Linked DNA regions of Mus musculus: region 1 is linked to region 2. The links are chromatin loops, found by intact Hi-C in ENCODE. Cell type or tissue: heart. All regions are shown on one strand. Each heading gives the region's core, and the rest is flanking DNA. Links, peaks and the distances in the headings are about the cores only.

Region 1 (12,209 bases), core at 1,669-9,668, 120 kb before region 2:
AGGCCTAAGCCCCAGTCTGTGTGGTATTTAACAGGCAACGACTTTGTTTTGATCTTTATCTTAGACTATATCTTCATTTGAAAATGATCTACTGGCTCGAGACTAAAACTGACAGATTTATTTTCCAACTCAGCCATTTCTGGGCCCTTCCTATTTCCCCTGAGTGTCCCTGACAGGTTGGCTGTTTCTTTTGCATTTTCTCTTTAAGCTCTTATCCAAAGGAGGCAGGCCTTGCCCAAGTCTATCTGCACACGGGAAGTCACTCTAGGTGGATTTCCTTGGGAGTCCTGACCCACGCAGAATCCAGGCTCCTTTTCCAATCCTCCTCTAAGAGTTTGCTCATCCTTTCTCTCCCTGCTTGGTCCTGGGGCCAACGTGATATCTCTTGGTCGTTACGCAGTCACACTCTACATTGTGTACCATCTCAGTGGGGGACAACAGCAAACACTTAGGTATGAGCTTGCCGATCAGCCGCCTTTGCCCACTGTGTCCTATACCCTGGGCCCAAAAGCTGTTCAGGAGCCAGTGTCCCAGCCAGGCCATGTTTTCCCCATGGAGGTGGCAGAAGGATGGGAGGACAACCTCATTTTGTCTCAAGTCTCTTGGTTTCCCATCTGCAAAAATAACAAACAAAACAAAACAAAAATAATAATAACAGTTGATAAAGCAAGTCACTAGTCCAAAGCTGATGCCACAGAGATTTAGTGAGACATAGCAAGGGGCATGAATACAAAGAACTGAGAGCTGAGGTCACTGATTCGATCTCAACCTCAGTATCTATCGACTGATCATCTACCTATAATCTATTTCTGCTTCAATTTGCATTACATACCTCTCTTTACTATGTGCATGTATGTGCATGTGTGTGTTTATGAACATGCAAACACTGGCCCGTGCATGGAGGTTGCTCCCACTTTTTTTTCCTTTCCCAGAGGGTACCACTATGTAGCCTAAACTCGCCTGGAACTCACAGAGCTCTGCCTACCTCTGCCTCTCGGGTGCTGAGCCATCTCTCCAGCCCTTCCCTCCACCTTCATGTGGGTTCCAGGGATCCAACTCAGGCCACCAGACTTGCAATGGCAAGCTCTTTTATGTGACGAGCCCATACCAGCCCCTTCATTTTTAAAGAAAGAAATTCCCACTTTGCTTCAATAAAGTAATAATTTAGGCAATTACAGAACACGCACACACACACACTGCACATTCTGGATGAACCAGCATTTGCTACTAAATGTAAGGATATAGGGCTTCCATGAGACTGTTTGGGGGCTTTTGCACAAACAAATGCAGTCAGGAACGTATTGAGCAACAGCATCTCATACCTGCCTAGTCGCTCGTGCACAGTCAGACGGAAAGACCTGTCTATAGTGTGAAAACGGCTTTGGAAGGATGGCTCCATTGGTTTAGTATCATGAGGTTGAGGGGGAGGGGTCCAGGTGTGCTAATTAATATACCTTCTTGGTGTTCTATTGCTATGAAGAGACACCATGACTAACTTGACTCTATTTGATGGGGGTGGAGGGTGAGACAGGGTTTCTTTGTGTAGTCCTGGTTGTCCTGAAACTAGCTCTATAAACCATCTTGGCCTCAAAACTCACAGAGGTCCACCTGCCTTTGCCTCTGAGTGCTAGGAATAAAGGCGTGCAGCACTGGCCCCACCTGGCTCAAGGTGACTCTTATAAAGGAAAGCATGGAACTGGAGGCTGGCTTAGTTTCAGAGGCTTAGTCCAAGATCATCATGGTGGGGAGCGTGGCAGCAGGCAGGTAGGCATGGTGTGGCAGAAGTAGTTGAGAGTTTTACATCTTGATCCTAAGGAAGTGGGCGGGGGGGGGGGAGGAGAGACAGAGACAAAGAGAGACAGAGATAGACATAGAGACAGAGACAGGGAGACAGACACTGGGTCTGGCATGCACTTTTGAAACCTCAAAGTCCACCCCAATGACACACTTCCTCCTTATTAAGGCCACGCCTCCTAATTCTTCTAATCCTTCTCAAAAGCCCAATAGCTAGGGACTAAATATACAAATATATAAGCCTCCGGGGACCATTCTCATTTAAACCATCACAGGCTGTAATCCTATCTCTGAGGGGGCAAAAACAGTGGATCCATAACCAGTCGGCCAGCCAAGCCAAATTGGTGAGTTTCTCAAAAGTAAGGTACAGACCGAAAATGATACCCAACTTAGACACACCCATCCACATGTGTATGTGCACACACGGGTAAGTGTGTCACACTCCCAAAGATGTGAAGACAGATGTACACTGATACTCTCCTATATACATGTGCATACCTAACTCAACACGCCCCTGCACACCAAGCACATGCCTGTGTGTCTCCATCAAAGCTCACACCCAGACACCTGTGAAGAAAGCATGCCTTAGAAACAGCGCAGGTCCCCACAGTGACCCCACATATCTGCTCCTCTCAGGCTCAGCAGGCACACTCACCTGCCACCTAGGAGAGCCGGAGCCACCAGATCGCCAGGCTTCTGGCCAGAGCTGCAGCTGGTCCATGTAGTACTTTTGTGCCGAGTTAAGAAAAGGACACTGCCCCTTATGACACTCTGCCACCATCTGCTGAAAAGTCACCAGGATACAGTTTCTATTAGAATAAGGTCCTTTGCTTTCTATCTGCCGGGGGTGGGGTGGGGGGGTGGGGGGGGTGGCGGGGGAGTCATAGCAATTACATAATTTCATCATGTCTATATTGTGAATAGCACTCCACATACGAGCGCATCCTTAATCTGTGTAAAACTTGTACAACCATACATGGAAGTTCTGCTTATAATCACCCACCTCTACGCAGGCACACACCAACACAGCCAGTCTCCCTACTCAGAACCCGAGTTGCAGAGAGGCATGGAGCTCTTTGTTTCTCCAAGGAGCGCATGTGCTCACAGACCAGATGCAGGCAGGTGTGAAGATGGGGGTGCAGGGGAGCTCCTAAGGCAGTGGGCACCTAGCAGAACCAACTGCTCTGACACGGCGGGGGCGGGGCATGTAGCTGCCCACCCACTACTCGAAGCTTCCCAGCTCCGTTGTGAGCACTGCCTTCCTCCCTCCTCCTTTCTGACCCAGTTTCCACATTCCAGAAATAGCTCTGGCAGGTGACTGGCAGGCGGGTCAGCGGTGGCTCAGCTGCCACTTGTACACGCCCCTCCCCAGCCAGAGGACACCTGGGAGGGGGCACGAGGGCCGGGATATGACCCTTTGGTCTGCCTCTCATCCTGCCTCTCCTTTCTTTATGCTCCTGAGAGGAAGCAAAAACAGTGACAAGGCTCCCTGCCGTCTCTTCCCTCAGCTCCCCCACTCCAATCATCGCCTTCTGTTTCTCCCAAAGCCCTCTGTCTCTCTTCCTTTCCCCAGTTTTGGGCTTTCCCCTCCTCCCTTCTGTGTCTCTCCCACTCCCTCTGAATCACACCACACAGATTCAGAAGCTGAGATATCACACAGGGACCTCAGCAAGTGGCGTGGGGGTGGGGGGAACTACTGTGTGGCACCCTGGTCCTACCAATTACATTCTCTATATCTTCAATTGTGATATGGTCACACAAGAGCTTGTGTGTGCGCGTGTACACACACACACACACACACACACAGATACATACACTTAGGGTCATTCTCCACCCATATTGGAAGCTCCAGGCTGAGTTGGACAAGTTCCAGTCCAGAAAACATTCCAGCTCCTGCTCAGAGGCCCAGGGTACTTTCTTCAGTGCTGTTGTGGCACTGAAGAGGTACGTGTCCCTCCCTGGGCCTCATATTGGTTATCTAGATCTTGGTTGTGACCAATGGTCTTTATCTGTGACCATCCAAGTCACAGGCTGCTTTCCCCCTCTTTTTGTCCTTTTTCTCATCCCTTAGAACTCATCTGGTTTCTTTCATTCCTTTCCCTGCACGCACACACACAGGAAGGGAGTCTGACAAAATCCCTTGTTCTGGTCTCCCAAACCTGGTCCACCCTAATCTCTGGTTATCACACTGCAGATTCCTGTCAGCTCAGCCCATCCAATCCCCAGAGTGTCGGGGCAAACATCCTGTAATTTGAGTGTCATTTCTTACCCCTGAAGCTAAGGTTTGAGATTTAATCTAAGTTAAAGTAGAGTAAGTGCATCACTGCCAATTAGTGATGTCTGCTATGGCCAGAATTACACATACCTGCCATTCCTGACTTAACCTAGTCACACACACACACACACACACACACACACACACACACACACACAATCACAGCAGCGGGTGGGATGGTTCACAAAGCCACTACAGCCTAGAGGAAGTGTCACAGTCAAGGTTATTCAGAAAATAGGTCAAGGAGATGTTTCTCAGAGCCTTGGGTTCTTCATTGTCCTGTGGGGTTAGGAAGGAAGCCACACAAGGACTTGACAAAGAACAGAGAATCATCTGGCAGTGGGAACAAGATGATTAGAGGCTGTCATACTGGTCAGGCAGGGGACACTGGTCCTCTCCGGGCCATAGGGTCAGAGGGAGTAGGATTCAGGAGGCCTTTCTTGGACAACTGCCAGCATTTCCTACTGCTGAAACAGGCACCTCTGCTCAGAGCACTGGGCACAAGGCAGGCTTCCTCCTTACATTCCGCCATGTCCCCGTCCCAGATTGTCCTAGTGAGGGTTTCTGTTGCTGTGACGACAACACCATGACCAAAAAGCAAGTGTGGGAGGAAAGGGTTTATTTGGCTTCCAGATCACAGACCATCATTGGAGGAAGTCAGGACAGGAACTCGAGCAGGGCTGGAACCCGGAGGCAGGAGCTGGTGCAGAGGCCATGGACCTTGCTGCTTACTGGCTGGCTTCCCCTGGTTTGCTCAGCCTGCTTTCTTATAGAACCCAGGACCACCATGAACTGGGCCCTCCCCGACTGATCACTAATTGGGGAAATGCCTTATAGCTGGATCTCATGGAGGCATTTCCTCACCTGAGGCTCCTTCCTCTCTGATGACTCTAGCTTGTGTCAAGTTGACACACAAAAGCAGGAATGCACAGCTTTTCACTGTTCAAATTTTCTTTTCTTTCTTTCCTTCTTTCTTTCTTTCTTTTTTTTTTTTTTTTTTTGGTTTTTCGAGACAGGGTTTCTCTGTATAGTCCTGGCTGTCCTGGCACTCACTCTGTAGACCAGGCTGGCCTCGAACTCAGAAATCCGCCTACCTCTGCCTCCCAAGTGCTGGGATTAAAGGCGTGCACCACCACGCCCGGCTTCAAGTTTTCAAGGGATTTACCAAAATGGTGACCCAAAGGGGAAACCAGCTGCCAGTCTATCTGGAAAGGACCCTTTACCCTCTCCTAGAAGCCCAGGCTCATGCAGGAGGGTCTGAGGCCTATGTGCCAGTGTTACACCTCAGGCCTGGGTCAGCCAACTGCTCCTCTATGCTAGCCTGACTTGGGCAAGGACTCAGTCAGTCACAAAATCGTCCCCATACACACCTTACAGGACCTGAGGCGGGGGGCTGGGAGGGGGGTGACCAACAGAGAAGGGTGCTGACATTCCTCTAGGACCAAGGTCTCAGACTTGGTGAAGTCCAAATTGAAGCTGCCAGTGAGTTAGTTCTTCTGTTCAAGAGAGTGAGCTGGATCAAAGGGTCAAAGACTTGCTGGTGAAAATTCTGTCTCTGCCTGGTTTCTCTCCAGGGGATACTCAGCACTGGGGAATCCCAAAGAGAAAGGGGGACTTGCCCAAGGTTATGCAAGAAGTGTTACTGAATCGAAAGGACACAGCAACACATGAGGTGTCATAGCCATTCAAGAATTTACTTTGTATTTTCACCTAAAGCAAATGAAACTGAATAGCATGGTGTAGCCAACTCCTGCTTTTAGAGTGCTTAGCACAGTGCTGGCATCAAGTAAGTTTGTTGCTTTTGCCATTATTGTGTCTTAATGCAAAAGGTAGACTGGAAACAGTGTTACCTTCTTCATTTCCCACAGTCCTCTGTCAGATCCCAGTACAGAAAGCAGGCAACCAGCGGGCTTGCCAGGCAGCAAAGATCTGTGCTTGGCAGAACCTTCTGTAAATGGACTGTCAGTCTGTGGGCGGGGAGGGGGCTCACTCGGTTGTCACATTTTACAGAGGCACAGAAAGGTTAAGCATCTAACCTAAGGTCACACAAGTGGGATACTGAACCCGTCCTTAGGACCCTTGGGAGCACAGCAAGGGATGAGGCAAAGAGGCAACTAGAAACTGCGCGGCTGAGTAGCTAGGACCCGCGTGCGGGACAGAAAGCCCACGGTGGGCTCTCTCCTCAGCCTCAGTTTCCCTACCTACAGCGAGGCGTCGCCACCAGGGTGAGCCCGCAGGGACGGACGGCCACTCCAACTCCCGTACAGACCACGCATTGCGTTCCAGCTGGAACCGGTTTGGCGGGGCGGTTCGAGAGGGCGGAGCCCCTCACTCGGGCATGCGCGAGTTGGCGCGGGCGCGCACTCCCTTTCAAGACCGGCCGGCCAGGGCGTGGGCCGCGCGGTACGCGTGCGCGCTTGCGCTGTGTCCCGCTTGCGCGCGCCCCCTGGCGGCCCCGGAATCCCGGGCGACGCGCGCGCGGCTGACGCGAGGGGCGGGGCCGGCGCGGGGCTTTAACCCGGAGGCCCCGCCTCTCGGGCGTACAAAACCGGAGCCTCGGGCCGGGCCGCGTGAGGGAGGAGGGTGAGTGCCCGCCGCTGGCCGCAGCTGCCGCCAGTCCATCCGTCACTCCGTCCGTCTGTCCGACCCACGTCGTCGCCGCCGCCGCCGCCGCCTCCTCAGCCCGGACGCCCGGGGCCCGCCCAGCGCCACCCGGAGCAGCCGCGGCCCCGCGAGGAGACGGGCGCCGCCTCCGCCCGGCCCTGCCCTGCCCCGTCTTCCCGTCTGTCCGTCTGTCCGTCCGCCCGCTCGCCCGCGCTTCCGTCCTTCTGTCGGGCCACTGGCCCTCGGGCCCGTGTCTCCGCTGAGCCCGCTTTGTCTCTCCCTAGCTCGCTGTCTCTTTGTCTCTGCTCTCGCGCTCTCGGCCCCTCCCTCGCTCCAGGATCTCGGGTCCCCTCTCCCAGCGCTCCTCTCCTCTCTTACAGCCACGGGTTCTGGCACCCCCATTCTTCTGGACTCCCTAGATCTTTTGGGGCCTCTCCTTCAGAACACACTCCACTCCCCCAGGCCTTTCCTGAGCTTACCACACATCTTGAGGGTCCTTCTTGATGCATGTGCCCCTGATTTCCTGGGGGTTATCTCCACCTAGTCCGCATTTCCCGGAGGGTTTCCCACTTCTCCGGAGCCTCCCATAGCTATCAGAACCTTTTACATCCCTTAGTGGTCTCCTTGAACCCCCAGTGTCTCCCCAGCTCCCTAACTTAAGAACCTCTGCCTTTCCTGGATTTGTCCGCTGTCGCTGTCACTGTCTCTCCTTGTTCTCCGAGCGTCCCACTTCTCTGGACCCGGTCCCCCCCACCCCCCTTGCTCTCCCTGCTTCTTTCACGCGTCTGTGTCGGTGGTCTCATTGCTGTCTCTAACGCCTGCCTCAGCCTTCTCTGCCCGGGGCTCTTGCTCCTTTGCTTCTCTGCCCGATCCCCTGTCGCCCCTTTTCTCTGCTCCTTGTCACTCCCTCTCCCTTTTCTGTCTCTGCCGGGTCTCTGGGTCTCTGACCCCCATCCGGCCCTCATGGCTTTGTGTCTGGAGCTCTTGAAGCAATGTGAGTGGTGGGGTGTCCGGGTCGGGCCGGGCGGAGTCATCCCGCAGGCTGGCCGCGGCAGAGGCTCCATGGGGTTGGCGCTGGGGCAGGGGCTGGCGCTGGGGTAATGAGGCTGTGGGGCCTCTGGACCAGGGGAACAAGGATGGTGGGGCCAGGCTGTCTGGCGAGGGGGTTGGGGGGAAAGGGCCTTCCTGCCCTGAGGCTTCTGCTTGAGTTGCTTAAGTGTGTGGAGTGCGCCCTGGGCTGGGTATCCCTGCTGGTTTGGCCCTGCATGGCCTGGCACTTTGTGATCGCTTGTGGGCAGGCCTGGGCTATTTTGGAGCCGACAGCAGGATGTGATATCACTTGGGCGTTTATTTAGACCCAGCTGGGGGTGGGGGCTGCGTTCTTGCCAACTTGAGTAATGAAATTTTGCAGGGGGTGTGGCTTCTTAGACAGCTGGGCTATATGGTTGTGGTCAGAACTTTTCAAGCTACCCTGAGTGGGCAGGTGAACAGAGGTCTGTAAAACTTGGTCTTACTGAGACCAGGATGAATCGGAGAGGAATCGCCCTTACAATGATACTCTTGATTATTGTATCTGGCTGTCTTAGACTCTGAAATCTTGATTAGACCAGCTCTAAAAAGTTTGACTTTGCCTGTGACCCTTGCACTTAAGTCTCAGGTGTTCCATCTGTAAAAGGGATGGTGAATGGGGGTAGTGGTACCAAGGGGTGTCATGAAGATCAAGTGAGGCATATGCTTTGTAAACTGTCAACCTGCCTTTTGAGAGTCCCAGAGAGAAAGCTTCCCTGAGAGGGTACAGAGCAGGTGCCCAGGACTCGTCCACTCCCATCTGGTTAAGAAGTGTGCCCACCTCTCCAGAATCCCCAGTGCCATCTTGCTTCTCCTCGGTGTGTGAAAATAAGTTGGTATGCCCAGAGAGGTGCTTGTGCTGGGGAACGTTTGAATTTTCTGTGTGCCATTTATTATTTAAGGTTGGACCCTGCTAGTGGTGCCTGAAAACAAAGTCAGCCAGCATGTGGTGAGCCACGGCTGCTTTTCTCTGCGTGGAGCACAAAGGTCCTAGTTGAAAGGTTCTGCTGAGAGCTGGGGTCTGCTATCAAGGGCTCTAGGATGTTCTAGAACTTTGGAACAGGGAGTGAGACTAGATATCATAGTCCCTGCATCTTACAGTTAAGGTGAAAGTCAAGAAAAGCCAGGAGGGGGCTGGAGAAATGGCTCAGCCGTTAAGAGCACTGACTGCTCTTCTGAAGGTCCTGAGTTCAAATCCCAGAAACCACATGGTGGCTCACAACCATCCTTAATGAGATCTGACGCCCTCTTCTGGTGTGTCTGAAGACAGCTACAGTGTACTTAGATTTAATAATGAATAAATCTTTAGGCCAGAGTGAGTGGGACCGACCGGAGTGGGCAACCTTTGTTCCCAGCAACCACATTAAGGCTCACAACCATCAGTACAGCTACAGTGTACTCATATACATTAAATAAATCTTTTTTTATGTATAAAAGAAAAAAAGAAGAGCCTTGTTCCCAGCAACCACGTTAAGGCTCACAACCATCAGTACAGCTACAGTGTACTCATATACATAAAATAAATAAATCTTTTTTTATATATATAAAAGAAAAAAAAAAAAAAGAAGAGCCAGGAGGGCCTGTCTCATGGCCATGTCTTAAGTCACTGCCTTGCTGGTACTACCTGCCCCTGGTGTGTAAAATCAGTCTCTGTGTGTGCCTTGTGATAGGCACAATCCATGGAGACTGCATTGGGAAGGTAAAAGGGCTTGTTACCTGACCCAGAAGTGGAGGAGTCAGGACTCTAGTCCCTATATCTCAGGCAGTGACTGTCCCTTTATTGTCATCTTTCTAACTTAAATTGGAATAAAAAGTCTTATCCTAGGACTGATTCTTTAAAAAAAAAAAATAGTCTTTTTATTTTTTAAGTTGCAAGGCAAAATGCCAAGGTTTTGTCCCCAGTTCTGGTGCTCAACTGCCATGTGACTTCAGACAGCTGGTCTCCTGGTGGAGCTCTGCTTTTCCCTCTGAAGAATGGGGGTGTTGAATATATCTATGTCTTGGGTCTTTGTAGCTGACATTTGAGATTCTCGGGCCACCTGTGCATTCCTGTGCCCTACCATTTAAAAGTATGCCTGATCAGAGTAAGGAGCAGTAATGTGCTGAGTGCTGTCAGCTGTATACTCAGGACAGCTGGGGGCTTTTATGGGAGAGGGCCTGTGTGGGCTGGGAAGGCTTCCAGGAAGAGACAGTATTTGAGCTGAGTCAGCATACCAGACATGATCAGGCTTGTATACAGGTGCAGAATATTGTGGGTTTTAAAGCTATTCATACTTGGTTCTGATCAGTCTTGTCATTCAATGCCTGTGCTTTCCTCATCTGGACTCTGAAAAATCATTTATACCATAGGATTGTGGAGACAATTAAATAAGATTATGTACATATAAATAAAAACCTGTACACAGTAGGCCCTTAATAAATGTGAGCTTTTCCCTCCTCATAATATCTGGTCAGATTTTTCTTTGTGGGAACAAGACAGCGCCAGCCTCTTCCCTCACCCTTGTGGTTGGGGTTCAAGTAATGAGATGTAGGAATGTACCCCAACTGTATGTAAGCAGTAGTAATAGAAGTGGTGTCTCCAGGGCCTTTGGGGGCATCAAGTAATTCACCATCATTTTCCTGACCATTGCACCTCACAACAGTCAGAAGCCATTGAGGTTCTTCCGATTTCAGTTAACTGTAAGATGCAGGGGCCTGCAGAGGGACATGCACCTACTCTGGGTCTGGCAGCATGGCAGTGTCTGGGCATCCTCAGGCCTCTGCTTCCTTTGCCCACAGCATTACTTCAAAGGTTGCGGCTTCTGCCTGGTAGCCTGTCACTCAGTGCCTGTTCTGGCACCTGTTCTGGTTGGGTTTGTTTGACATTTCCCCAGCCTCTGAGCTCATCTCACATTTAAAGGCTTGAGGTGGGGCGGGAACTTGAGTCATCACCTTCCCTGGCTTTTCATCCAGAGTAGCAACCAGACACTCCCTGAGGGCCACTGCCTGATGGAGATGCCACATGCCCAAATGTTTTCCTCCCAGAAGCTCCGGTGGACTTGGGAAACTGTCTCCTGGCTCTTGGCAGAAGGTTGCAGTGGTGTCTCTGAATCGCCACTCCCCAGAGCTCCACACGAGAAGCTCCTGCCTAGTTAAGCCGATACATGTGTCTTGCTGTCCCCTCTGTGGTACAAACCGCTACTCCCTGAGGTTGTCTACACTGGCAAATGCCACTGTCCATGAAGTGCTGGCCCCATCTGTAAGCTCAGCTCTAGGTTCATAAACTTGCCTAAAGTGTGACTAGCTGGTCACTTCACCTTCTGTGCTTCCTCATATTGATTCTTCATATTTACAGATTCAGTTTCCTGAGTTCAGTCCCCAAAGATCCTCTTTTGTCAGGTCTGGGGCAGGAGTGAGACCTGTCAAGGAGTCTGAAGCTGAAAGCCTGTTGGCAGCACTCTGAGAAAAGCCCACACTTAGTGATAGACTACTTATTCCTATTGTCTGATCCTGGACCGTTTTCTGTGCTTTGGTTTTCTTCCTGCCAGAGTAGGATGGAAATGCCTGCCTATGTTGGGCGCTCCCTTGAGAAGTGATATACTACTGTCAGCCTTGTTTTGGGCAAGCCTGGTTATTTGTAGCAGCATGTCACCTTTCCCAGCTGAGCCCTCCTTAGCAGCAGGCACTATCAGGGCAGGCCAGGCTAGGCTAATGGCTGTGGGGTGGAACGCCTGAGCAACAGTGGACTCCAGTCAGCAGCAACTTGATGAGAGAGAGGTGTGCAGTGTGAAGGCCAGTCAGGTTCCCATTGCTGCCCCCAGGTCTCCCAGTGCTGGCTGAGGCTGTCTTCCCTCACTCGACCTGGGCCAAAAGTCACTGCTTTCCTCCCCATCCATCTCTGGAAGCCAAGGCTGCTTTAAAGGCAATAAAACTGAATCTAGAGCTAAAAGACAGCTGTTTGTTGTAACTTAGTAAAGAAGCAAGCTTGGGGAGTAAGAAAGACTAGGATCCCAGAACAAGGCTGACAGAGCCATGGCTTAATCTCCCCCAGACCTCTTTCACCCCTTCGATGGCTTGCCTCGTTTGAGGATGAGCAAAGTGCTCCCAAGTGGTTTGACTGGGATGAGCTGGGAGCTGACTTGGGTGTTGGGAAACCCTTCTTTTCCAGGGGCCTGCCCTCTCAGCCTGGGCTGGCTCCCGTGGCGTGAAAGGGGAAGAAGAGACAGACAAGTCCTCTGCTCCTGGGAGCTTGGGTTCTGATGAGAGACAAGGCCTACAATTATGAGCGACTGTGTGACAGTCTGTAATTAAGTGCCGCTGAGGAGAGGCATTGTCTGAGGAGGAAGAAGTGAGTGCAAGCCAGAGCAACGAGAGCTCTTTGAGGGGGCAGAGGGTGGGGCTGGCATTCTAGAGAATGACTTGCTCAAGGCAGAGGGGTGGGGTTGGAAGTTAATTTGGAAAGCTGAGTGTGCTTGCTGGATCTGCTGAC
Region 2 (11,481 bases), core at 3,482-11,481:
GGATGAATGTCTTGTACTCTTTTGTTAACTTCTCTTAGGTCTTGCATTGATCAATAATCATTAGTGCCTGGCTTTTTAACTGGCAGCAACGGAGTGTTCCAGGGAGACTGGCAGGGGACCAGAACACCCAGTCCCAAGAGTCTTTGAATGTGAGGCCTGATGCCCTCTCGGGCCTTCTTCTTGCTCATGGGATATTGTCATATCCCGATAGGAGTCGCACCAGTTTCTAGCGTCACGATGATGGGAGGCACCCTTTTTGCCTCTCCCATGTCCCCAGTCTCTACCCAAGCTTGGGGATATCTCTCTAACTAGGTCCCTTCCAGTATTTTTCTCGATGGGTCTGGAGGCTCGTGTAATCTATATTCTTCTTCTAATTTTAGAGCTAAAATGATAGAGGTGGGGGTTTGCCAAGTGACTGTGGTTCCTTCCGAGGAGAAGTTCATTTGGGCTTTTAATTTTGATAGTAAGTCTCTTCCCAGTAATGGCGTGGGGCATTGAGGGATGACGAGGGAGGAATGGGTTACCTGGCTTCTTCCTAGATCAACCCTCCTATCAGTGGTCCAAGAATATGGCTTCTGACCAGTGGCCCCAATCACTATGGTTCTCTTGTTTCTTAATTTTCCCAGTGGCTCTTTCAGGACTGAAAATTCTGCCCCAGTATCAACAAGGAAATCCGTAGGGGTCCCTTCCACAGTTAGGGTTACCCTAGGCTCGGGGAGGGGGTCCAAGCCCCGTCTCCCCTAATCATCATTCTCTATGGTGAGAATCTTGGGCGGTCTGGTGTCTCTTTCTTGGGGCAGTCTCTTGCCCAGTGTCCCTTTTCTTTACAGTATGCACATTGATCCTTATCTAGAGGTGGTCGTGAAGGTCCTTCAGGATTCCGAGGTCTTCTCGACCCTATGTTGCCCAGGTTCCCTGTCTATTTCCTCCTCCTTCTCTATAAACTTCCTTATCGCCTACAAATGCAGCCAAAATCCTAGTTAAATATCTTTCCTGCCTTCTATCTCCTCTATCTTCTCTTGCCTCAGCCTCCTTCTTCTCTCTTTCTCTTTTTTCTTCCTCAGTCTCTCTCTTATGGTACACTTTCCTTAACCAGGTCTTGCAAAGACAACGTTTGCAGACCTTCTAGGTGTTGTAGCCTTCTCATAATGTCAGAAGCAGAATGCCCCATAAAGGCCATGGCAACTGCCGCCTGTTGGCCCTCTGATGTAGGATGAAAGGGGGTGTAGCGCCTATATGATGGGAGAAGACTGCTAGCACGCAGGAGTGCCTGGATTCTATCCCAGCACCAGGGGGAGGAGGGGTAGGGTACTAGGTAAGCAACTAAACTCAACTACAGGAAAGCTAAAACCACATGTGCTTGACCAACAGGGTATCACAGCTTTTAAGAAGCAGTTAAATGGGAATCCACATGGGATGGAGACAAGAACCTCACATGGGCCACAATCTCCATCCTGAAGGCTGGCCTGCTGTGGCTCCTCCTCCATCCATTCCACCTGATCTCTAAGCTCTTCCTTAGTCTCTAGAAGAGAGGTCCGGGCAGGATCCCAGATCTCTTCACGTGAGGTAACTGCCTGTCACAGTCAGTCCCTCTGCCACTCCCATAACTAGGGCAGTGGCCAGTGATTCTTTTCTTTTCCAATCAAAGCAGATTCCTGTGACATCTACTGCACCTCTGTGATCAGCGGGTACCCTAGGAACTGGCAGCTTGGAGACAGAGCCTGCCTACCATGAGCTTCTCTGACCTGCAGTTCTTTGCCTTAGAGCAGAGTATAGAGGAAGATGAACCAGGAGCCACTCTCCTGCCTCACTCTAGACCCTCCCCTGAGGTCAGGACCCGGAGCTCATTATCAGGAAGGCTCTCTCCTTCCAGGGATGGATGCAGTCTCTCTACTTATTTGTGTTTGGTTGTATTGAGACAGGGTCTCCTGCTCTACAGCAGCGGTTCTCAGTCCCTAGGGTCGTGACCTCTTTGGGGGCAGTGTCACATGGTGTGGATCAGATATTTACATTATGAGTCATAACAGTAGCAAATTTCGTTATGAAGTAGCAACAAAAATAATATTATGGTTGGGGGTCACCACAACATGAGGAACTGTATTAAAGGGTCACAGCATTAGGAAAGTTGAGAACCACGGCTCTAGAGCTAAGGCTGACCTTGAACTCACAATTCTCCTGCCTTACCTCTGGAGTGCTGGGTTTACTGACAAGCTTTGACACACAGGCCTGAGGGAGCTTTTGAGAAAACCTCCAAGTCACTGGGTTCCTTTTTTCCGTTTTATGGAAGATCTGAGCATTGAAGCTTTCTCTTTTGAGACAAGGTCTCACAGTGTACCTATAGCTCGCAGTGTACCTATAGCTCGCAGTGTACCTATAGCTCGCAGTGTACCTATAGCTGGCCTGGAACTCACTGTGTAAACCAGGACGGCCTTGAGCTCACAAAGATCGACTTGCCTCCATCTCCAAGTGCTGAGATTAAAAGCTTGAGCCACCTCGCTCAGCAGTTTCTTACTGTATGGGGGAACGGGGGAAAGGTTTCTTGCCACAACAGTAGTGTGTATCCATAGTGCTGGATTTCAAGTTCACGTTTGCTAGAGAAGATTGACTCTACCAAAACTAGATGAGAGCCAGGTGTGGCAGGAAAAACAGCCTCAGGAAGCTGAAGTACAAGAAGGATTCCAGACCCCCCACATCTCAATAAATAAATAAATATAAATAATAATAACTTACCATCAGGCATGGGGATTCACGTGTGCAGTGTGCAGTGCTATTTGGGAACCTGAAGCAAGAATATCCTTGAGCACCGGAGTCTGAGGCCAGCCTGAGAAACAGAGAGACTTGTTACAAACCAAACCAAACCCCAGTTGGAAAAAGCTTGTCAGGATTATCAATACGTCTGGCCAAAGTCCCTTCTAGGCCGAATATTATAGCTGAAAATAAACTCATGTCAGACCTCTCTGACTTGGAACACAGATTTACGGGATCGTATGGTTCCATGATTATCAGTTACCATCCAGATCCCAGGAAGGGCACCTAGACGTTTGGCTTTTCCAGAACAGCGGTATGAAGAATACTCTCATGCAAGCTTTAACTTCATGCACAGCTGCTCCAGGATCATGAACCCAGGAGTGGGAATGCCTGGGGTGAAGATGCACAGAGCTTAAACTACATTTACAGAGCAGTCAGACCTGGCAACTGTCGAGTTCATGGTATATTTAGGCTAGGGAAGTTGTTTATGTGAAATCCTGACACAGAGCCAGCCTGACACAGAGCCCCCCTCACCCCAACCCTGGATCCTGCCAAGCGGGTCAGGGAGACTCCAGACCTGTCACCCAGCATTCAGTCCGCTCTGCTGCTGGCCATGGGGAGGAACGCGTCACTCATGTGAGCAGGCCTGGGGTCACTGGTGGAATCCGTGGGCTTGTGACTGCCCACCAGAGGCTCCTGTCACAAAGAAAAGACACCTGCTGCACACGCCTGGATCGTATGAGATCCAGGGCACATCTCCAGATTCACTGGGCTATCCCTCTATTTTCCCTCCATGTCACACCTATATGACAGTCCCTGCTTTTTGCCAAGACCTAATTGGTTTTTACTTTTCTTACCTAAGATTTCCCATCTCCTTCATTCTTTCAAAGGTCTGTGGCTGGAATATGACTTGGCTAAGAAATTGCTTGTGACCAACTCTCTGAGACTTGGTGTCACCATCAGTAAAAAAGAGGGTTCTGGGCAATGTTTTTGATTTTGGATGGCCATCTTGGTTTCAAGGATTTCCAGGCAAGTCCGGCTTCTATGAAACCCACCTTAAGATGCTTTTAATCGGCATCCTGACTGGCTTAGGGCCTTCTGGTAGGAAAACTTAACTTTGGTTGCCAAAGTTTTTGTGACTACAGTACAACGAAAAACAAAAGCTTGAGTCTGCTGCAGCAATGACAGCTGTTGTCTCTGTCACTTAGCTGCAGCAGGTGCGCCACTCTTAAGTCTGACCCAAGACCCAAACTCAACAGTAAAATGATTAGAAGATAACAGCATTAAAAAAAATAACAATCAGGGAAGACTGTTCGGATGCTGTTGGTTCTGGCACGTGGGTCTCAGGTTTCTGGGCCTATATGATCACAAACCCAGAAAAGGCCTGTTAGCTGGAGTTAGGCTATGCCACACTTATGCAGATAGCAAGAGACAGACAAACAGTCAGGGAACTTGGACGCAAGGAAAACTTGAGGTAAAATGACCCTAGCCTGGACCGCTGGAAGCGCCTAGCCTCACCCTCTCCAACTGGGGTTAGCCACCAAGGGAAAGGCTCGGCTCTATCATCAGACCCACCTGGCCAAAGGACACTGGCACACGTGGTAAGGCAGGGACCAGCGAGTAAATGCGGCCACCTCCAAATTGCGACACGGTGCCTGCCTCACTCACGCTCCTGGGGTGCAGCCTGTACTCACCCCTGGCCGACCATCTGCGCTAGGCTTGGGGTTTTATCCCAAGTGGTCTTCGCCGCGCCGTTTGCCTTATGAGCGGACAAAACAACTGGTCCTTTAGCACCTGGGAGTTACTCTGAGCCGACTGAGCCTCAGTTTCCCCATCCCCACAAGGGCAAGCTCCCAGAGGAGGAGGCGAACTTACAAAGGTACGGGGACTGGCACCCTTTGTGCCTGGTAGTGCCCCCACCCCCATGGAGGAGCACACAGTAGGCGCTCCGGAAACACTCTCTGAAAGGAGGAGCGGGCCACTTCCTGCCCTGGAGCTGACTCCGGGAGCCCTGGTCCCACCGCTCCGCCCCGGGCCCCGGCCATGCGGCATTCCTAAGGTGGGTGGGCGCAGGAAGGAGGTGCCGCGGGCCCGCCCCCTCCGACGCGTGGGCGGGGCGAAGCCCCCTGGCTCTGCGGGCCCGCCCCCGAGGGTGGGCGTAGCTGGCCACGCTCTGCACAAAGTTTGTTTCTGCCTCGGGGCGGTGGGGGAGGGTGCGGCAGGCGGGATGGGAGGAGAGGGGATCTGACGTCAGGTCGCGAGGTGCTTTCCAGCCGCGAGCTGTCAGGCGGGTGTCAGACCCGGCAGGTACGCGGCGCGTTCCCCCGGTGCCCCCCGCCCCGGCCGGGTGGTCCCACACCCCACCGAGGCCGCGTGGGCCGGAAAGCCGCCAGGGAAGGTGAGTGCGGGGCGCCGAGGGGCTGGAGACGCGGGAGGAGGCGCGCGGACAACTTGGAAAGTTTCTTGGGGCGACGGGGCGGGGGAGGGGGCGTCGTCCCGGCGCGTGCGACAGTGGGTGTGTGAGCCCCGGGGGTGTGTGTGAGTCGGGACCGCGGAACGCTGGCGCGGAATGCCGGGGTTGGCGGGGGGGGCGCTGTTCGGGGTCCTTGAGGGAGGGCTCGGCTCCCAAAGCTCCCAAAGCTCCTCTGGGAGAGGGCAGCCGGTGCCCTGCAGCGGGGTGAGCGCGCGGGGAGCGGGTTTGTTTGGTTTCAAAAGTGCACGTTGCTAACCGCCGGCAGCCCCCCCCCCTCCCGCACGGCGACAGAGCGGGACCGGGGGCCGCCGAGTGACAGCTGGAGGTGGGGGCCGCGGGCGGGGCTCCGACGGAGAGGGCTTGGGAGCCCGCGCGAGTTCCCCTTTCCTTTGGAACAAAGGAAAGTCTGTCTCCGAGGCATCTGTCACTCCCAGGCGGGCCAAGGCTGTGGGGCGCGTGGGGCTGGCGACGCGGAGAAAGTTTGTGCGCGCCGGGACCCCGGGACCAGGCGAAGGGCAGCCGAGCGTCTTGCGGGGGCTGTGCGCGTCCCCGATGTAGGGGGGGCGGCCAACATGGAGTCCAGGCGCAGAGTTGGGGGGGGGGGGCGGCGCGGAGGTTGGAGCCCAGCCCCCTCTTTTCCCCTCCCCCTCCGGGCCGAGTTCGGAGCACAAAGCCGAGCGCGCACGCTCCGGCGGCCCCGCGCCCCAAGAGTCACCCTGCGCGGAGTACCAGGGAACGGGCTGGGAACTAAACTTTTTCCTGTCCCAAAATGGACACGTGAGTTTTTTTTTTTTCCTTGCAAAGTCGTCCCCCCCCCCCAACCCCCAAGCGCCGGGTGGCGGACCGACAGGGGAGCTGTTGCTCGCACCGTGACTCTGGTGGGGGACAGTTGAGTGAGGGTGCCTTGAGCGCCGGCGGATTCGTCGGCGCCCCATGAGCCATGTGCTCCGTTGCGTCTGGGCCGCGGGGGAGGCTGCGCGCTTTGTGTGAACTGCTGGGAACTCCAGCCTCAGTGTGCGGCCCGGGGGATTGTATCTGGAGCTGGGCGAGTTGTCAGAAAGTTCCTGTGGGAGTGGCTGCAGATGGTGTTGTGGGAGTGTGTAGGAGATTGATGGGGTGCAGTGTCCAAGGGGTGCCTCCAATAACCCAGTTGTATAAAAAACTGATGGATGGCCGGTGTGGTGACGTGCGTGCTCCTGGGTCGGAGAGATCGTGGGTGGGCAGGTCACTTGGAGTTCGTGGGTGGGCGGGTGCAGGAGTTGGGCTAGTTTCGATAGTCTAGTCGTTGGTCCTAGGTATAGTGTGTAAATTTAGCTATGTGTGTTTGTAAAACTCTGGGAACTTGCGGGATGTGAGCAGTGGGTCGGGTCGGTTATTTAAACAGCGCTCAACTTGCAGGAGGGAAATTGAGGTATCGCTGGTGTGCGTGTGTGTCTAACCTGCAGACAACCCTAGGGTGCAGGACCCAGAGGTGGGGAAAGTTCATGCGGAGGGGTGCTCTTCTGGAAGGGAAACTATGAAGACTGGGTTCTGGCAGGCAGCCAGAGTGGAATAAGTGAAGATAACCTTGAGTAAACTTGTCACCCGCCGCCAGCGCTGCCTCCCTGAGCTGGTCTCGCAGCTGTCCTGGTGGCCGACTACATGTCTGCCCTCAGAATGCATCCTCCTTGAGCTCCTCTGAGTAAACACTGCCTCCGAGCAGTGCCCGGTTCACCTCCAGGTGGCCTGGCTGAAGGTAGACCCTTCCCTCGAAAGTCTGGCTTAGCCAGCCCAGAGATCTGGGCTCAGGCCCAAGTCGAGGAAACAAAACCTGGGAGATGGCAGAGTTTTTTGGCTGGGCCTGCTGAGGAGCTGTTAAAAGGCAGAGAAGGGAGGAGCATGCAGATCCTGGACCAGCCTTGGCCTAGAACTTGTGCTATTAAAATGTAAATTTCTTTTGCTTTTGTGAACGGGAACTTTGTCTGCTGGAGGGGCAGCTGATAGGAGTTATCTAGGCAGAAACCTTCCTTCACGGAGCAGGGGAGGAGGAGGGCTTCAGACTCTGAAAGGACACTTTACTGGGATCACACAGCCCAGTGGAAGTTAAAGCAGGGACCAGAGCCACACTTCATTGGTCAGGATTCTGAGATTAAGTCTGGACCAGGTCAGAGGCCGGACCAAGGAAGAAGGTCTAAAAACCAACGGAGGAATGACTCACTACGCACACGGCCTGCGGCAGGGGCGGCAAGACTTGGTGAACAGTTACCAGACCCGCCTCCGGGCCTTGGAGGGAAAATTACCCGATTTCAAATCCTTCTTTATAATCAGTCTTAAAAGATGGGACATTTTTTATTTTATTTTTTATGTGTGTGGATTTTCATCTGCACCTGGGATGTTGAGAGAGAGCATCTACTCCCCTGGAACTGGATTTTGGGTGGTTGTGTTCCTCCATGTGGGTGTGGGGAGTGGAACCCACCGCTTCTGTGAGAGCGCGTTACAGCAAATGCTCGTAATTGCTGGGCTATCTCTTCCAGCCCCAGAAATTCACTTTTAAAATAAGCAGGCCCGGGGACCTGGGGGAGGGGGAGGCTGGAGAAATGGCTCAGTGGGTTAAGAGCACTTGCTGCTCTTCCCGAGAGCCTGGGTTCAGATGCCAGCACAGACAGGCTCACAACAATCCAGCTCCGGTTACGGAGGACCCGCCTCCTTCTGTCCTCCCAGGACTCCGCATATGTGGTGCAGAATGTTTATATATATAAAATAAGTAAAATCCTGGGAGGGACGGGGAGAGAAGGGATTTGGTGGGAGGAGGAAAATAAGAGAAAAGAGCACTTTGGTCAAAGGATATTTTATATATGTATATATAATAAAATTTTAACTAAAACATTCTAAAATCCTTCTCCCCTCCCCCTCCCTAACTAACTGCTGAACAGCTAGCTCTGTAGAGTGAGCAGCCTGTTGAGCGCATCCCTTCGTACATGGGACCGTGTAACAGTGGGCTTTCATGGCCGGCCTCTTCTCCCGGAGCATGTGCTCAAGGTCCATCCATGTCATAGCACACATCAGAAGTGTGCTCTCTCTTTTATAATTTGTTTGGTTTTATGTGTATGAATGTTTTGCCTACGTGCGAGTGTGTCTACACCACGTAGATGTCCATGGAGGTGACAAGAAGGCACTGGATTCCCTGGAACTGGGAGTTATGGTGGCTGTGAGCTACCATGTGAGTGCTGGGAGCCGAGCCAGGTCCCCTGGAAGTGCAGCAGCCAGTGCTCTTAACCACCTAGCCATCTCTCCAGGCCCACGGTATTTCTTTTTATGACCAAATAGCTCGTTTGTTCGGCCATCTGTTGAAGATCTCTCTGGATCGTTTCCACCCTTTGAACGTTGGGCTTCTGCGAGGGGCCAGGTGTGCATTTCTCTTGAGTAGCTAGGTAGTAGTGAGAGTGCAAGTTTCCCCTTTTAGCAGATTGCAAAAGAGTTAAGTGAGGTAATAGATGCTAAGTTTCCAGGACAGCCTGGCAAACAGAATCCAAGCTGAGAATTGGCACTGAGGAGGCAGAAGCAGGAAGATTGCCTGGGCTATGGAGTGAGTGAGATGCTGTCTCAGAACCACAGGATGAAGCCGTAGTTCTTTCTAGTCCTCTTCTGTTTTTAAAAGGCGCCACCTACGTCCCAGTGGTCCCTCTTGGTTCCATGAATCGTGGCATTTAGGATTCATCCAGCTTGCTCAGGCTCTGGTGCTACTGTCCAGGGTTTGAGACTATGACCCCTGCTTGTGAGGGTGAACTCACTAGGAGACTAAGGCAAGGGGGACAGGCACTAAGTGATAATGTTCTCCCCATCCCCTTTGTCACTTGTCCCAGGCTCCCCAGAGGTCCAGCTTAGCCCCTAAGCATCATGTCGGACAGCGATCTAGGCGAGGATGAGGGGCTCCTGTCACTGACCGGCAAGAGGAAGCGCAGAGGGAACCTGCCCAAGGAGTCAGTAAAGATCCTCCGGGACTGGCTCTATCTGCACCGCTACAACGCCTACCCCTCAGAGCAGGAGAAGCTAAGTCTCTCTGGACAGACCAACCTCTCGGTGCTGCAGGTAAGAGGGGATCAGGCATCAAGTCTCCAGCTCTGTCCCCATTCCTTGTGGCCTTGGCCTATCATAACCCCTGCTGGGATAAGATGAGAAGCCCTCTCCTGGCCCCCAGGGAAAGTGAGGTCGCCGAGGCTGCACTGGAGGCTTGGGCCCTTAGGAAGGGATGAGGAGTGGTTCTAGTTGACCTTGAAGGTGAGAAGACACAGGAGCAGAGGTTCTGGGGGGCAGCCCAGAGCACTTGCTTAAAAATGAATTGAGTGAACTGAGGAGATGACCCAGGGGTTGAGAGCGCGTCCTGCTCTTCCTGTGCATCCGAGTTCCGGCCTCTGCACACAGCGGGCAGCTCAGAGCCTTCTGTAACCCCAGCTCCAAGGGCTTCTCGCCTCTACAAGTGCACATATGCCCATGGAATTTTTTTTTTTTTTTTAATTTCTTGATGTAAAAGAGAAGGTCTTTTAGCCGTCGAGCTGGAGGTAGGTAGACAAGCCGGCACACGCCTGTGATCCCAGCCCTGAGAAGGAAGAGGAGGAGGCTAGTTACACATTCCTCTCTGAGCCTGGTGGAACTGTTAGGAGGAACGCATTTTAACTGGATATAAAAGGACCTTTGTGAACCACATTGAGGGGCACACTCGAGACGCTTGTACTAGAAGTTGTGTCTCTTTTCAGTTGTCCTGCCGACCAGCAGATGGGTTTGCTCTTTGCATAATGCTGACACCCCACCCCCACCCCACCCCCCAGCGCTCTGGGTCTGGGTTGGCTCTCAGCTTCCCTAGTTTATGCAGTAGGCCCTTGGTCTAGGCCAGAGACCTGCTCCTGGCTGGCTGGCCTCACTGCTCCTTTCGTGAGCCAGCAGGCCTCCTCTTGCTTCTCTCCTCTGGCCTGTCTACCATCTCTTCAACCCACAAGCTGGCTCCTTCCTCCCGTTACCTCACCTGATCCTGCGACTTCCGCGGCTTCCCACTTCTGTTCCTCCTTCCCGGAAAAGGCACAGCAAGTGGTCAGCCTATAAAAATTCTGTGACCTCACTCTACACCCTAGACGGCCGTAAACCCAAGTCTGTCTTGAGACGGGGTCTAGACTCAAGTTATAGGACCTGATTGTCAGCCCAACTTTTTCACAAGAGGACTCTGGATCTTAGCCAGTCTGCTACTGTTGCCCTGAGCCTCATTTCCTCATCTGACAATGGAAAGAGGCTTGGAGCATTCTCAACAATTTAAACACCATTTGGGGTGCTCTGCAGCATGGAACATTTCACATTTAATTCCTGGGCCCAGCTCCTCCTACTAGGATACTTTCAAGGAACATCTAGCCCTGGGGTGTGGGGTACAGATGGATTAATACTAAGACAAACCAAGAGGGACAAGGGAACGCAGAGCCTGGGGCCTCTTTCAGGACTCCCTGGAAGGTGTCTTTGAACTTACGTGCTCTAGAGGCACATAGGCAGAAACAAAAGGCTGAGAGTTTGAGACCAGAACTGCACAGACAGCCTTTGCTGGTCCCCCTGCCTCCAGCCTTTTATCTTTCAGTCACGGAAGTACAGATCAGATCATGTGACACATCCTCGGATGGGGTTCAGAATTCAGAGCACCCTCTGCAGTACTTCCTGGGGCTAGCCCTTGGTTATGACTATCCAGGGTCAATCCTGGCCTTGGTTTGTTTCACTCTCATCGAGCACTTGTCTCTTGCAAACCCTGCTTGCTGTTTGGGGCTATTGCAGTACATCCCTATGGCTCCTCACACATGTCCTGTCAAGCTACTTGTCATACAGTATTGAAATTTCTTCTTGTCAGGGACACTATTTCTCAAAACTGAGAAATGGACTGACCGTTTTTTTAAAAGTTGGAGAATGGGCTGAGTGGTAAGGCCCTGACTGGCCTAGCGCACCAGGGAGCAGGGTTCTCCAGCACTGCACAAAAGAGCTGTTCTGTGGCCCTGCCTCCCCTCTCCATGCTAACTTTAATCATAAATGTGCATTACAAACATAAAACTGAGTTTAAAACGTTTATTTTTGCTCTTATATATAGCTATCAGACCAGTTTTCCAAAGTAAATAAATTTACTGTAGCGTATTTTGCCCCCTGCTCCAGATGTGTAGTTGGACATGATGCATCTACTTGTACAGGCCAGAGTGAAAAGAGAAAGTCAAAATGTCCTTGCAGAGACCAGTGAGGTTTACAGGACCATAGCACTTCAG

What was found. Peaks named below come from ENCODE experiments on the same cell type or tissue, not always from the same donor. Only the 100,000 strongest peaks of a DNase experiment are listed, where the experiment ranks them.
Region 1: a loop joins it to region 2, with 2.7 times the contacts of the local background. A loop is called at or near these places in 2 of 42 quality-filtered maps.

The regions. Positions count from the first base shown.
Region 1 is chr2:156,714,436-156,726,644 of GRCm38, forward strand. All of the region lies in intron 7 of Dlgap4 (DLG associated protein 4), which reads left to right. It overlaps 4930405A21Rik (RIKEN cDNA 4930405A21 gene), which reads right to left and starts at 6,474. Exons shown (of 4, transcript NR_040505.1): 1 at 6,271-6,474; 2 at 2,450-2,578; 3 at 1,660-1,810; 4 at 104-614. In heart, for the core only: CTCF peaks have their summits at 6,512 (motif pointing left), 7,944 and 9,016 (motif pointing left); DNase peaks (open chromatin) are centred at 3,066, 4,626, 6,466, 7,966 and 4 weaker places; H3K4me3 peaks cover 5,447 bases; H3K27ac peaks cover 5,531 bases.
Region 2 is chr2:156,835,093-156,846,573 of GRCm38, forward strand. It overlaps Tgif2 (TGFB-induced factor homeobox 2), which reads left to right and starts at 4,915. Exons shown (of 3, transcript NM_173396.3): 1 at 4,915-5,146; 2 at 9,064-9,289. The coding sequence starts at 9,098. LOC115486128 reads right to left here and starts at 6,156. Exons shown (of 5, transcript XM_030252280.1): 1 at 6,090-6,156; 2 at 4,624-5,907; 3 at 3,326-3,444; 4 at 2,731-2,821. The coding sequence starts at 6,156. The coding sequence ends at 3,443. It overlaps Gm14230 (a long non-coding RNA gene), which reads right to left and starts at 2,997. Exons shown (of 2, transcript XR_003953756.1): 1 at 2,954-2,997. In heart, for the core only: CTCF peaks have their summits at 6,075 and 6,910; DNase peaks (open chromatin) are centred at 4,869, 5,559, 6,399, 6,869 and 2 weaker places; H3K4me3 peaks cover 4,851 bases; H3K27ac peaks cover 4,236 bases.